2 separate regions of the Homo sapiens genome follow, and region 2 is linked to region 1. A link is a loop called in an ENCODE intact Hi-C map of the cell type or tissue named here. Cell type or tissue: PC-9. All regions are shown on one strand.

What was found. A loop is a pair of places that touch in the nucleus more often than their neighbours do. Peaks named below come from ENCODE experiments on the same cell type or tissue, not always from the same donor. Only the 100,000 strongest peaks of a DNase experiment are listed, where the experiment ranks them.
Region 2: a loop joins it to region 1, with 7 times the contacts of the local background. A loop is called at or near these places in 3 of 110 quality-filtered maps.

What each region holds. Positions count from the first base shown.
Region 1 is chr2:19,663,538-19,671,537 of GRCh38, forward strand. All of the region lies in intron 1 of LOC124905977, which reads right to left. Among named protein-coding and RNA genes, the nearest start is that of LINC01808, 200 kb to the left of the region's middle. In PC-9, a CTCF peak has its summit at 3,751; no DNase peak of the experiment used is centred here; H3K27ac peaks cover 819 bases.
Region 2 is chr2:18,432,515-18,440,514 of GRCh38, forward strand. The region is part of intron 4 of LOC105373454 (a long non-coding RNA gene); the gene reads left to right. Among named protein-coding and RNA genes, the nearest start is that of RDH14, 120 kb to the right of the region's middle. In PC-9, CTCF peaks have their summits at 3,104 (motif pointing right) and 3,309; a DNase peak (open chromatin) is centred at 3,117.

The DNA of each region.
Region 1 (8,000 bases):
TGGACAGAGTTTTGCTCTTGTTGCCCAGGCTGGAGTGCAATGGCGCAATCTCAGCTCACTACAACCACCGCCTATCAGGTTCAAGCAATTCTCCTGCCTCAGCCTCCCCAGTAGCTGGGATTGCAGGCATGCCACCACACCCGGCTAATTTTTGTATTTTTAGCAGAGACAGGGTTTCACCATGTTGGCCAAGCTGGTCTCAAACTCCTGACCTCAGGTGATCCACCCACCTCAGCCTCCCAAAGTGCTGGGATTACAGGTGTGAGCCACTGCCCCCTGCCAATTTCCTCATTTTCTACATCTTTATTTGTAACACTTGGTTGTGTCAGACTTTTCCATTTTTGCCAAATGGATGAGTGTTAAATGGCATTTATTGTTTTCCTTCATTCTCATGAGTTTGAGCATCTTCTTGTATTTTTACTGGACAGTAATGTTTTCTGTGAGTTGCCAAACAAAATTAGTTGATTATTTGTATTCAGCTACTTTTCTCACTCTTGAGCTACTGTTCTTGCCGTTACTGATTTGCAGGAACTTTCTAATATGTTTCAGATACTAGTCCTTTGTTAGCATATGTGGTGAAAACATCTCCCATTCAATAGCTTGTCTTTCCCTTTGTCTATGGTTTCTTTTATCATGCAGAAGTTTGTAATTTTAATATAGGCAAATGTATCAATTACTTGCTTTATGATTTGCTTTCTCTGTGTTTTGTTCAAGTATTCCATCCCTTTCCTGGGGTCATAAGTACATCCTCCTAGCCAATCTCACATAGACTATATGGTCTCAGTGTCCACCATCTTTCCTCTTCAGTTCTTTTAAAAAAATCACAAAGATTATTTGGACTATTACAAATTAATGTATGATTATTCCAAAACACCTGGGAAAAGCAGAAAAAACAAATCAGTACATTATCCTCTAAACTTCGTTTTTCCCATCTGTAAGATAAGAACAACAACAATTACTGCATTTGGGTTGTTTGCATCCCAATTATATCAAAATTCTCATGTCAGGCCTCTAGCTGGCAAAAAAAAAAAATGTATATATATTTTCTTAAATAGTCCTGTGTGCCCCTGCACTATTATATACCAGTGTGCAAAAAATCCTGGGGAAATGAAGGAGCAGAGCTATGGACATTGACTTACTGACTCAAGCCTGAGTGATGGGCAGGATCCCAGCAAGACGAATTCCATGAAGTCAGTAAAGCTGCTACCAAACCATAGCAACACCCATTCTAGGTTGTGCTCCAGTAGTACCTGGACTTCTTCCTTTTATAACCACACACTATTCAGGCAGTGACTAAAAGGGCATGGAAACTACTTGGAGAACAAAAGCCACCAGCTGACCTCATCCTCAGTACTTCCCTGGTCAGAGGAGTTAATTAGCCAAAGGGAAAACAATCGACTTTTTTGGTATTATATAATTCCATTGTATTTTTGCCAGGTATCGGATTTCACCACCCACTACCATGGTGTCACGTCATGAAAGAACTTATTGTTAAACACACAGAACAAGGAGAGCTCATAACTTTGCAAGAAGTATAATTCCACATTTTTTGTCTCATTGCAATTGAAATCTTCAGGTCAATAGGTAATTACATTAACGCAACATGTCCTATTTCATATGAACACTGCTCACGTTGAGAGGGCCCTCGCCTGAAGAAAGACTATTTTTAGGAAGCTTGGCAAAGAAAATTGATGTTTTCAGCCCAAACATGCACTGCCAAATAACTAACTCCACCAAATTCCTTCTTACCAAAAAGGAAAAAAAGCAACAAAATAATAAAATCTTCCTTTTCACTATTTTGGGAATTATCTTCCCATGTCTAACTCCCTTCAGCTTTCAGAATCACCTTCACACAACTGTGAGCAAAGCTTCCTTGTAGGATTGTGAAATTTGAAAGACAAATGGGAGCTCATCTGATTAGAAACTCTCATCCTTCCATGCCTTGGAGGAATCACAGAACTTTTTTGTTTAAAGTGAAAATCTGATTAGAGAAGGACTGCATTTACCTTCAAGGACCCCAGAGCTATGGACTTTAGATGAAGGAAATCTCCAACTGTTCTCGGACACACTAAAAATCCTTTAAAACATAAAAAGTAAACGCTTCTATGCACCCTATATAGTTGCGCAAAAATAATCTTTATGATACTTTTAAAATAACTGAAGAGGAAAAATGGTGGACACTGAGACCATATAGTCTACGTGAGATTGGCTAGGAGAATGTACTTATGCCCCCAGGAAAAAGGACTACTTGTATATCATGTCCATAAAGATTATTTGGACTATTATGAAATTAATGTACCATTATTCCAAAAGATCCAGGAAAAGCAGAAAAACAAGTCAGTACATTATTAGACCACTTTAAAAATAATTATTATTACCCTTTCAGGAAACTATAGCACCTAGCACAGAAAGACATCGAGAGAGAGAAAACTAAAGTTTAGCGAGTGTCTACTCCAGCCTCTCCAAAATCCACAGTTTGCCTTTCAAGATTCTCCATAATTTGACCCTAGCCTATCTTTCCATACTTAAGCTGTACTCTATCCTATCTGATCTGTCTGGTCATCACTGGCCTTTTCTCTTTCTTATGCCTAGATGAATCTTACTGATCTTTTAAGTCCCAGATAAAGTCCCAGGTCATCTATTAATAGCAAACCATCCCTAACAACTTAGCTTCTTTGTTTGTCATCAGTATTTATTAACCACACCATCCCATCAACAATTACCTTGTATTATTAGTCTTCATGTATGCATTTCTGTTTTATATTCCCAACTAGACTTTAAACTTATCTTGAGGAAGACTAGGCCTGGCTCTTCTTCCCTCTATACTTCCTCAAGGGCACTATAGCATAATCTTCAAGAGAAGGGTTCTGTAGTTAGAAGGCCCATGTTCTAATTCTGGCTCGAAAGAAACAAAGTTGAGTTCCAAAGTCCTCAACATGTAAACACTTTGGAATCATATAAGGCAGAGTAAATCCTTCTTGCTCGATAGCTTCAAAGACACTGTTGTGGGCCTGGCGCAGTGGCTCACACCTATAATCCCAGCACTTTTGGAGACCAAGGTAGGCAGATCACCTGAGGTCAGGAGTTCAAGACTAGCTTGGCCAACATGGTGAAACCCCATTTCTACTGAAAATACAAAAATTACCTGGGCATGGTGACGGGCACCTGTAGTCCCAGCTTCTTGGGAGGCTGAGTCAGGAGTACCGCTTGAACCCGGGAGGTGGAGGTTGCAGGGAGCCGAGATCGCACCACTGCACTCCAGCCTGGGTGACAAAATGAGACTCTGTCTCAAAAAAAAAAAAAAAAAAAAAAAGAAAGCACTTGTGTTATTTGTGTTATTCTCCCTGTATCTGCTCAGTATAATAAGGGATGGTCTAGTGAGATTCCTGAGTGAGTATCCACAAAGAAGGTGGTCATGAGGTAGATTCTTAAAATATCCCTTATTTACAAAATTATTCTACATGAAAACAATTCCCTGAAGTTGCAAATAAATTGTTATGCATGATTGAAAGCAAACACCCAACCTTCAAACTTAAAACTGGAAAAGTGGTTCATATATTCACTCTCATAAGAGAAGCAGCAATTAACTTTTAAAAAAAATACCTATCCTGGTTTTTATCTGAAAACCAGACATTTGAAAACAGTCAATGACTTTTAGCTTTCCAGAGCATTTTGGCTTGATTACTCAACTTCAGGAAGCAAAGATTTAAAAAATCTTGCCATTCGTATATTTTAAGAGCCGCTGACACCTAATGGAAGGTTTTGAAAGAACATGTGGTTTCTGGGAAAGTGTGATACCAGTGGGCAGTTCTTCTCTCCAAAGACATTCTATCATTTCTATCCAAGAGAGTTGTCCTGGAAGCTGACCCCAAGGACGCAGTAGGGGTTCCAGAAAGCTCTGGTCTCAGGAGTCTGGAGATAAAGATGAATGGGACTGCAAGAATTAATATTTGTGTGGAATTTTTCTACCTTACATTGTTTTCCTAGTTGCTTAGAGGTGTCTTTTGCAGGCCTTGAATGGAGAGAAGATGCCTGTTTGGGGTGCCCCAGTCGAAAAGCCTGATTAGTAATGGCCGGAGCTGAGAACAGCTTTCCACAGGAAGTACGCTTTGCCTCAGCGTTGGAAATCAGTGTGGCGCCTGCTATAGCCAAGTGTCCCTGCAGGACCCCACTGGGAAATCACTTGAGTTTTACGAGGTTAGCTGCAGTTTTTGTGTAAACAACATAACGTTTTATGGTGGGAAACCTAGCCCTTTGCTTTTTATGTAAAAGCATCGATTAAGGCTTTTTTAATGTTTGAAATGTAAAGAAGTGTGAAAAACTAATGTTGTTTCAGAAATGGTCCAAGGAAAAAGATAATGCAGTAGCTACAAGTTTAATGACCTTTCTCATAAAATTATGTGGGGGATTTGTGATAAGCATGGTAATAAAAATGGTTTTGTTGCCTCTAATTCTCCCGGTTGTGGATTAAATGTTTTCTAATGGATAGTACCACTGCTGTCTATATTCATTATTTATTCCATCACTAATTTATTTCCAGAAGGAATAACAGTAAATTCAGATATTAATTAAAATATTTTAAATAGCAAGATTTCTTTTATTTTGTGATTTTTTTAAATGAGGATTTTTTTTAATTGGGTTGTTACCAAAATTACCTTTTGTAAAAGACAACTTAAGTAAAAACCAAATTCAAATGTCAGATACATGTTATTATACATTTATCAAAACCCATGAAATAAACAACACCAAAAGTGAACTTTCATGTAAACTACTGACTTTGAGTGATAATGATTTGTCAACGAAGGCTCATCAGTTGTAACAAATGTACCATTATGGTGACCCAAATTGATAGTGGGGAAGGATGTGTTTGCAGGACAGGAGGTTATGGGAGCTTTCTGCATTTTCTGCTCAATTTTGCTGCAAACTCAAAACTGCTCCAAAAAATGTAAGTCGATTTAAAACATTCATCACAGAAGGTAGTGCGTGTTAGTGCCGAGGGTTAATTTCGTTTTCTGGCTATCTGTGGTTGAAGCCTAAACTTCTGTTTATACCTTTGTGATGTGTTTCAAGTTTTTCTAAAATGCATTAGCCCTGGTGCTAGGCATGGTGGCTCCCACACATGAGTACAGGGGACTCATTTTCCCCAGAGTCCCACAAATAGGACTAGGGACAAAGAGGGAGATTGTCCTGACGATGATGCCCCCAAGGAGGCATACCCTGTATATTGCTTTCCAGACTAATCCTTTGGCACAGGTGTACTATGTTGCTTTTTCTTTTCTTTTCTTTTCTTTTTTCTTTTTTTTTTTTTTTGCCTTTTTCTTGTAGATGCTGTGGTTGGAGAAAAAAGGAGAAACCCCAGTTGACCTTTTCTGAGGGCTGCTGGTTCTTGAGTCTCTGGTAATTAAGTCCTGACCTTACCAAGGGTTTAGCTGCATGTGATAACATGTGACCATTATCAAACTGACCAGCTTTATCCTCAGGTTTTCATACAAGAAAACAATATTTCAAAGGTCAAAGCAATTACTGGGATTTTCAGAACACTTTTTATTTAAGGCTCATGAGCATGTTAGGGCAGAATGTGATTGTCTGCTGTAGTTTGGGCAGCACTGATTGGCAAAGGAAAGGATGGGCCAGGTGAATGGTGCCCTGCAGAGAGGACTCTTATATGAAGAAGATGCCTATTTCTTCCAAACCGGGCAGAGCAGATGGGAAATCTCTAGGAATAAGATGCAGCAGGATGGACGCAGAGAGGGACCCTGCTGTGGTCACTCAAGTCCTCAACACACTCTGGCATGCATCCTCCTTCCTCAAAGAGCACTCAGCGTTCGGCCCATGGTTAACAGAAACTTCCTGATGCATGCCTTTCCGTGACAAGATCAGGGGATATCAGGGTGATGGCAACACTGAAGGATGATGGGGCATCACATCGGTCTATCAGTATGGTTATTTGTGTCTAAGACGTTCATTCAGTGTGCCATGATCCAAGTTATGCTGGGAATACAAATTCAAATAGGACATGCAACCACGTTCAGTCAGTTTACAATCTCACTTTATACATCATCCGTCTTGAGAGAAGCAGAAAGAAAGCAGACATATCTTCACCAGGCTCAGTTCCCGTGTTCTGCCAGAACGCACAGCTGCCGCCCTGTCTGCCCTGTTGCTCTGCCTTTGACCTCAGGGCTGACCTGCAGAGACCACACTTATTAAAGGAGGCAGGTCATTTACTCCTGTTCTTGCCACATGTTGGCCTGTTATGGGCCGACACTGCTGAATTACATGTGGTGTTTTATGAGACGATCAAGTGTCAAGTAGCAATGGAGTGAAAGCTGCCATACAGATTCTGACACAGACCACAAAGCAGGGGTCCTCAGAGCCTTCCTGGTCCTAGTGACGCCACTGGCTGCTGCCCGGGGTGCCCTCATTCGTGGCCAAATGTAAGATCATTGTGTTTTTGCCATGGTCCCCCCAAAAACTTAAAACCTTAGCACAACAATTCAATTTCTATATCCTTCACTTTTTCTTTCATTAAAGGAAAATCACCTCCCTAGAAAAATAAAAACAAAAGAACTTAGATAGCATTTTTTAAATGAAAAGGGGAACATTTTTTTAAATGAAAGGGAGGCGATTTTTTAAAATGAAAGAGAGATGACAGAGATAGAGACAGGTTCCCTCTTACCTCTCAAGCTAAGAGTAAAATCTGGGACTTTCAAAAAGGTATGACTCTTAGAAACTGATTAATTTTTAGATCTTAAAAAGCCATACGGTCTCTTTAAAGAGCAATGAAAGCCTGATTCAAGTTGTTAAATTTTATGTTGTGTGTAATGTTGTAATTGATGTCAAACCTTTCACATTTTCTTACCACTGACATTGGACAGTCTACTCCACTCAAGGGCTCAGTTACCGAAGTTGAGATTAAGTAACCTAACCAGGAAATAAGGGCAGAATGGAATTTTATTACATGGAATTGAGAAGTACAAATGCAAAATAATTAAGTCTGAGCCAAATATAGCCATTCTCTCTCCCATCAGTTTATTTTGGTGGACAATTGGCTGTATTCGGTATTTCACTGAGCTGCATATAAAACTTTATTGCCCTTGTAAAGTGCATGCTGTGAATTCTGATGCTTCTGTGTGTTTGGGGGAACATAATTGTTCCCTTTGCAGAATAGCATGGCTTACCTAGGTCCTGTTACCAAAGTAGGCTTCCAGGACGCCTGCTGCTGAAAGTCCCAGTGCTGGGATGTGTATGAGGAGCTCAGATCAAAGCTAAAGAAAGAGATGTGTAACAATTGGGAAAATAGCCCCCCTGAACCTCAGAACACATTAAATGCAAAGAAAAAGACACAGGTCCTATTGGATATGGTCTCTGGCAAGTTACTGCTGGGTTAAGGCTTTTGCGTTTGTTGAGGGCTTACAATAAGTTAGTCCACACTGAGTGGCTCATCAGGTCTCAGTGATTGTGACGAATCCATTCTGTATTAGCATGTGGGGTCTTTTTCGAGGCAGTCTCTCCCCTTCCCTCCATCCTCAGAGACAGAGGCTGTTTGTATACTGTGAAGGCCTGCTTTACTGTGCATCTGAGACCATAGGAGCAATATGGAATTGACCTAATTAGGATTCTTTTCTGGGAAAAACAATATACAGCTACATACGGTTTCAGTCACATTCCAAGTGCTTTCCTATTCTTTCGACTCCAACAATATGGCAGCGTGTGATGGGTGGGAGGGAGACTGTGATCAGAGGCTGCTGCTTCAGGAACAGCCCAGATGGTGGAAGGTGAGGCTGGGGGAGGGTGGGTAGCTGCATTGATGATGTAGGCTTAGGCTGTGTACAGCTCTGGGACCACAGAGCCTCCAAGACTGAACCAGGACTTCTAGCCCAAGGCTAGAATATATAAGGAGGCCCATTTACCATCATAGTCAGCAGGCCACACGTTCAAGCTCCATGTGCATCCCCACAAACAGCCACCCCTTGAGCCCACCTGGGGCCTAGGGTTTCACA
Region 2 (8,000 bases), 1.2 Mb before region 1:
ACTTCTAGAAATACTTACCAACTTGCCTTAATAGCCATCATCATTGCATTTATGGCACTTTGGTCCTGTCTCCCTATGGCCAAAGGAAGTTCTCTCTGTATCTCTTTTACTGTCAGTGTATCCCTGAAACCAGCAAGATTTGTGAATGATGTGCCTCAGGAGATTGCATTAGGGTAGCCTGGGTCAGACAGACTCTGCTCTCTGTGTGAAGTAATCCTATCTGTGTGTGCTCTGGTTTTAAAGTTGACCCTCATTAATCATGGCCTTGGTTCCCTTAGACATTCCAGAGCTGATCTATTCTCATTTTCCCGTGAGCAACAATCTATATAGACCCCCAAATACGTTATTTATTCCTGAAATGGCTTGGTCTGGCATCACCCAGCCCTTCTATAACCTCCTGTGTATGAAAGAGAAATGAATGACTTGGGCAACATCAAAGTGTTGTTTTACTTTCCATATAGTCATTAACTTTAAATGTTCCCAAACTAATAGTCCAAGACATTGTAAAGAGGTAATAAGTTCAAAGGAATATGAAACATAAAGCAGAACTCCAGAGTCATTTGAAAGTATTTTCTCTAAATGTGTGCAAGCTTTCAAGGCTGCTCGGCAAAGGAGCCTGGGTCGGCATGTTGGCTAGTGCTGAAAAGAATTTCCCCCAAGTGGAGTGTGTAAATGAGTTGCCAGGCCAACCTCCTTGAGAGCGGAGCCACGTCCTTAGAGGATCTGCTGTTCCAGAGAATGCGGCACTGAGCTGGCTCATTCCTCCTTCTATTAAAGGCTAATTTGTCTCTTTCTTTAAATCTCTTTCCTTGTTTGGATCTGGATGCCCTGGGTCACTTAGGGAGGGTTTGTCCATTGCTCTCCAAAATAGGGTGTCTCTGTATAAGAGAAAATTACAAAGGGATTAAGTTATATAAACTGAAGATCCAAGTTCCTGCTATAAAATCTCTAGTCATTGAATCAATTCGGGTGTAGAATAAAGGTTAGAGCCCTATATATTGTTCTGTGACATCAGAGTTAAAAAATAGTTTGTTTGAGCAGACAAATCTCATCCTTTGAAAAACCCACCAGAGAATGGAGTTTTTCCTTGAGCAGACTTGTTTAGGAAGCTGTCGTGGACACAAAGTGTTTCTGCTGTTGCTCGAACCTTCAGATTCTCATAATTTTTCATGGCACTGGGCAACTGTGGATTTTCATTCTAGCCACTCATTTGAGGCAGGGATTTAGTACCTAAAAAGAGCGTAGCTGACTTTCATTTCGAGAAGAAAAACAATGAAATGCAAGACAATTTTGATTGTTATGTCTTCTCTTTACATATTTTCATCTCCTCTTTCTTTGCATGCAGACTTATTTTTACGTACTCATAATCAGAGGAAGCCAACTGCATTTTGTTCTACTTATTTTCACTTAACATTATGCCATGGGCATATATCATCCTGCTATGTCATTTCCATAAGAGTTATTTTAATTAGTACTTCAGTTTCCATTGGATCTACTTAACCATTTACCTATTACTGGATATTTAGATTGTTTCCAAATTTTTCATTATTAATGATAACTCAGCAATAAGTATTTTTGAGCATGGATATTTGCCTTCTTTCAAGGTAATTATGTCAGAATGGAATCCCCTTATAATGGAATTATCAGGTGCAAACACATAACTATTTTTCTGGCTCTTTATACAAGCGTGTATGTTGCTTTGCAGAAGGCTTTGTTCAGTTACAGGGTTTACTTGCTATTGTTCAGGTACCATTTCACCACACCCACACCCACATTGGATGTAGTGAAGAAGGAAATATTAGGTATCCCAGAGACTTTGAGCTGTGGTAGGCACTGACCAAAACCAAAAATCATGACAAGCGGAATTCAGTTAAATTGAATATTATATACAGATACCACTTAATAGACATCTTGCTTTTATTGGGTTTTTATTATCATTTTCTTTCTTAAAACTAGTATGATTATAAAAGAAATATATGATTTATTATAATACATTTTAAAATTTGAGAAAGAATAAAACTAAAATAATTTATACTGCTGCCACCTGAATAAGACACCACTGATCTTGTGTAGTAATTCTGATTATCGTTCTATGCACGCATTTTAAAAAACAAAAATAGAATCAGACAGAATACATTGGATTTTAATCTGTTTTTCATTTAATAGCATAATATGAACAATAGACATGTAATGGACACTTTTGCCATAATAACAGTTTTAATGACTATTTAAATTTATTATATGAATATATTAAATCTCCTATGGTTAGCCGTGCAACTTATTTCAACGTTTTCTCTATAATAATTAATGTTGCAGTGATAATTACCATTCCAGTAGATATTTCTTAGTATAAAACTATGATAATATCCTAAAGTAAAGTTTTAAAATAGAATTTCAGGATTATAATGTAAGGACAGTTCTCAGCTTGTGCTGAATGTTTGCAGATTGCCCTCCAGCAATGCTGCCTTGCAGAAGTTGATGAGGTTGCCTATTTCCTGGGCCCTTACCAACATGGCATCACCATCAGTGTGAAAAGAATCTTTACAAGTTTGATGGACAAACATAATATTGCTTGACTTTACCATGCATTTTTGATCATCTGTGAATTTAGCCATCTGTTTCCTTATATTTATTTTTATTATGTACATTTTTTGTGTGTACTTATGTCCTTTAATCTGTTTTATCTATGGCTAACTTTGCTTCTATTTAAACCTCTAAATAGCCACAGAGAAGAGCTGTCTTGTTGTGAGCACTGAGTGACCTGCATAATGTAGGTATGGGGACATCCCATACCTGCTAGCCATTTTCGAACTGAGACTCTGGCCCTGAATCCCCTAAACTGCTTTGTGTTTCTCTCTGGCTTAACTGCATTGAATTAATGCTAGGTTTGAACATTAGAATGCAGACAATTCTGAATTTATTCTGGCGAGTAGCACAGATTACCCATGTAGAGTGTCAGTAGATGAGACCTGAACATAAACTTGTGCTAGATTATAAAAGGCCTTGAATGCTGAAGATTTTAGACTCTTCTGTCAACAATAGGGAGCCATTGAGGAATTCTGAGTGGGAGAAAAATATGAAGAAAATATGTGTTTTGGACAGTATCCAGAAGGTGGCGCCATTGTAACATATCTTCTGCCTAGAGTTTCAAGGATTTGAAGTTTGTAGGTAAAGCCCATGTGTGAAAACATATCTATTTACAAGTATTCACTGTGGACTGGACTGGGATGGTTCCTCCTCAAAGCCAAAAGAACTCTAACACAGCAGCTCTGTCCTTTGTTATATTATTCACTTCTCCCCATAGCCTGTTTTTTATTTATGTATATCTCTTGTGCCTCCTTGAAGACCTGGCATTTAGAGGGGAAGTTTGCACAAATGCTCACACCAGGGCTGAAATCTATAGATCCTGGAATAAGAACAAGTTTTCTGAGTTCCAGTTTAGTGCTTTCATATATGTTAGGCTATTTCTACTTATATTAAAAACTGTTTCTAGCAAATTATTTTGGGCCTATTTAATGAAGACTAGAGTAGTAACTTTCAACTCTGCAAAGTTGTGAAACTATCAGTGCAGGAGGAGAACTGGGTAGTGCACAACACACTAAAGTATGGTTGACTTCTTCCTTATTACCATAAGTAATAGTGATAAGTTCAAATGATTAATCATTTTCTTAACAATTAACGTCTTCTCACCAATTAAATGATGACAGAATATTAACTATTGGGTATCTTAGGATACATGAGCAAATTCAAGAATCCCTGCATTATTCTAAAAGGTACTTAAAATTTTTATTATGTTTTGTAGTTTGACTTAATTTGTTTGAAACTTCTCCATGGACATAAAAATGAAGATTCAGGACAAAATATGAGTTCAAAATGTTTTTCACGGAAACCCTCGATAGATCCACTCTGAAAGACAGAGAGGCACATGTTTGTAGTTGGGAATCTGGCAGGAAGGAGCTTGAGTTTTGATGGTCAAGATGTTTTGGTTCAGAAGTTAGAAAATAAATAATTCCTGAGAGGAAGGATTCTTCAGCTCTGGGCAGCTGATACGGCAGTAAAATAAATAGGCAGTAAAGCACACTTCCTGTTTTGAGAGTTCACATTTCATATTGGCAAAGAGCATCTCTTAAATTCAATCTCATGCTTCCATAAATAAACCTGGCACCTTTTTAAACGCTTTTCCATCTGCTTCAGAATGAGGAGTGCATTATTGAATACACCTCAGGGAGTCCAAGAAATGGGAAAAGACTACTTGTGAGGAACACACCATTGCGGTTGGCCTTGGCCCAGAGAAGCCATCGTGAGATTGCTTGAGTTCAAACCGTTGTAACAAGACCCTGATGGTGTTTCCCCACCCCCCTTTTCTTCTACTTGAAGTTGTCATAGTTGGAGCTTTGCACCAGAAGCTAGGAATGATCTTGGGTTGAGTCAGAGTTAGGCATCTTTGCAGATTCTTTGCTGTATTACCTGGGTAGTTCTCAACCAGCTTCTGAGATTTTGCTCCAGTATATTAATCCAGTTTCCTAGGCTGGGTAGAAAAGTCCATTATCCACACATAGTAGAGCCCAGAGGAAGAGGTCTGCTATACTGACTATAGAATAATTCCTGGAGTTTTCAGGGCTTGCAGTAATCAACTTGTACTCATCTAGTTGATAGTGAAAAGCATGAATTTGGTGTCATGAAGAAACAATTCAAGATGGAGTGTTCCTATTAACTGTGTGATCTTAGACAGGTAAGCAGATAATAGAATCCTAAGAGGTTTGTGAAGAGAAAGTGGAATAAAGCTCATAAAGTCAATGAGCGCACTGTCTGGCAACAAATAAGCAATTGTGAATAGTCGCTATTTTTATTATTCTACTTTCCCAGGTAATCCTTGTGAGCCAAGAACTGGGGACAATCCTGCCTGGGTCAGGTGGCCAAGAGGGGGAGTTATTTAATATCTACATTTACCATTTGAGGCAATTCTTATATATCTGATACTTTTCTAAGTTTTTAAAAATGTTATCTAATTTAACCTTTGCAGTAAATTTCTGAGCAGGTTTCTATATGTCCATCTAAACAAAATATCATAAATACCAATAATGTTGCCAAACCTAAATTGCCATTGGTTGTGTTAATAGAAAACATTTAGCAAATGAAATTCATTTATGTTCCTTTGAGACAGGGTTTTACTCTATCGCCCAGGATGGAATTTGGTGCCATGATGATGGCTTACTGCAGCTTCCACCCCCCGGGCTCAAGCAATCCTCCCCACGTGTCACTACACCTGGCTAATTCTTATATTTTTTGTAGAGATGGGGCCTCCCTGTGTTGCCCAGGCTGCTCTCAAACTCCTGGCCTCAAGTAATCCTCTCGCCTCAGCCTCCCAAAGTGTTAGGATTACAGGTGTGAACCACTGCACTCAGCTAGCAAATTAAATTTAGCAGTCTTTTATTTGAGCAAAGAATGATTTATGAATCGTGCAGCACTCAGAACCAGAAGAGGTTGAGGGACCTCTGCCCAGCAATGTGAACAGGAGCTTTTGTAGGGTACACAGAGAAGCCAAGTAGAGAAATCACTTGATTGGTTACTACTAGGTATCTGCCTTATTTGGGCATGGTGTGATGAGTTGGCTGCCTGTGATTGGCTGAAACTGAGCTGTTTGTTTTACTCCTAAATAACATTGCAGTTTGTTATATAGGGACCAAGTTATGGAGGCAGCCTCAGGCTAAACTTAAATGGATTTGACAGTTGTAAGGCATGTGCTATGGACTGAATGTTTGTTTTCCCCAAAAATTCGTATGTTGAAATTCCAATCCCAATCTGGTGGAAGGTGGGAATCTCCAGCAGGTAATTAGGTCAAAAGGGTGTAGCCCTGATGAATGGGATTAGTGCCCTTATAAGAAGAGGCTGGAGAGCTAGCTAGTGCTCTTTCTATCATGTAAGGATACAAGCAGAAGTCAGCTGTGTGCAATCTGGAGTAGAGCCCTCACAAGAACCCAACCATGTGGACACCCTGATCTCAGATTCCAGCCCTCAGAACTGTGAAAAGTAAATTCCTACTGTTTATAAGCCTTTCAGTTTATGACATTTTGTTATAGTAACTTGAGTTGACTAAGATGGTACTGCCACCTAAGGAAATAAAAAAAAAAAAGCCTGCCAATTATAACTGTAAGATGCTACTACTGTTAATAAGGCATATCAGAATTTCAGAGATTTTAAAATATAGGGAAAAGAATGTGGCTTTAAAGTAAATGAAATAGAGTAAGGAGTTTCCTTGACCTCATATGGAGTTAGTGGCAGAACCAGAATTTTAATTCAGGGAACTCTGTTTCAAAGTCAATGCACATTAGTTATATCAGCCTCTGTCAAACACCAAGTTCCAGTCTCTGGAGCAGCTCTGACCTCCTCTGAAAGTCCTGCTGTGCTAACTGAGGCAGCCCTTATAGTCTTCTAATTTGTATCACAGCCCACCCCACTCCCATCACCTCCAGCTCTGAGCTCCTAGAATATGGAAAGCCAGACAGATGCAAGCCTAGCTCACCAGCACTGGTGCCCAGCACTATTTCTTGCACCTAGTCTCTGGTCATTTCAGAGAAGAGTAGAAGGCAGAGGCTGCTGAGTGTTAGAGCTGACTGGAGTCCTCGAGAAATGGTGAGTATTCAACAAATGCCATCATGATAACATTGGTGGTATCATCAGGTCACATGCCTGCAATTAGATTGGATTTTGATTTAAGTTGGTTTTCAGCACGGTAAGATCCCCTTTCCTCTCACAGACATAGGCCTGCCTTTCTCTTTTTTCCTTGAGTATCTGGAGTTTTCAGTATTCTCGAGTTCAACTTGACTCTCAGTCATCTGTCTCAGATAGTGGTTTTCTTTCTTGACTTTTGTTCTTCTCTGAAACAAGTTGCTCAACTCTCTCTTTGCTTTTGATAAAATGACACAAAGACAGTTAGAACTTGGGTTGCAAGTTCCAAAATAGCATGTCTGAAGGTAAAAAATATATAGATTTTCTTACTCCAAAATCATGTGCTCACAGTAGCAGAACAAGTTGTACAGTTGCATTTCGTCTAACATGTGCAAATTTTACTGAAGTTGAAAAGTATAAAATTATACTGCCTCTCAGAGAAAATAAAACTAGATTATATCTAACTTCCCATTTTACCATTGGCCAGCACCAGGATCTTGGTAAGCTGGTTCTCCTTGCTGAGTCTCAATTTGTAATCAAGAGAGTTGAATTGGCTATTCTTCCTAATCTTTCTTTGCCAGACATTCTGATTCTCAGACATTTTTAACCTTACTGGTGTGGATATAGTTGTTACTTATTGTACACATTTTAACCATGAGGTTTACCTAGCACTCTTGGCTCCAGGTTTCTATGAGTCCACGCAGTGACCACTCTAGAATTCATTAGCCTTTGTGGTATTTATGTTGCTATTCAGTATTTGCCTGTTATTTTACTAAGTATCGACATCATTTCCTGGGGAAGAATTACGACTCTCTTTGAGAAGCTGCAGCAATGGTTCCTTTATTTGTACCCCATGGATTCCCTTTTATTGCCCTTCAATGTGCTTATGAAATGAAGCTCCAGTTATCCTAGTATCTCTCTCAGCCCTCTGAACTTGCCTTTGCTTAATTTTCATTTTAGATTTTTTCTGAGGATAAGGAAACACCTCACTTTTTAGTTATGTTCTTTAGAAGACTTTTCTTGATGAACTTGGTTATTTCAGTATTTGAGTCATCTTGGGAATTTCACCAGCTAACCATGTTGCAAGTCCCTTTGATTTATTATGAGGCTTCATCAGGCACATTTTCCCTTGCTCCCTACCTCAGTAGATTAATCCAAACTCATCTGCAAGGCTTGTTCAAGAGGCCAAATCATTCCCACTTTTTTGCTCCTCTTCAGGGCTGTAGAGATAAAGCACTGGTAGCGTGCCAGCCACGTCTAACAGGGTCAATCGGCCTATTTTAGCCTTTCTCAAAAGTTCACCCTGCCAGATGTGAGATTTGGGAGGGGTG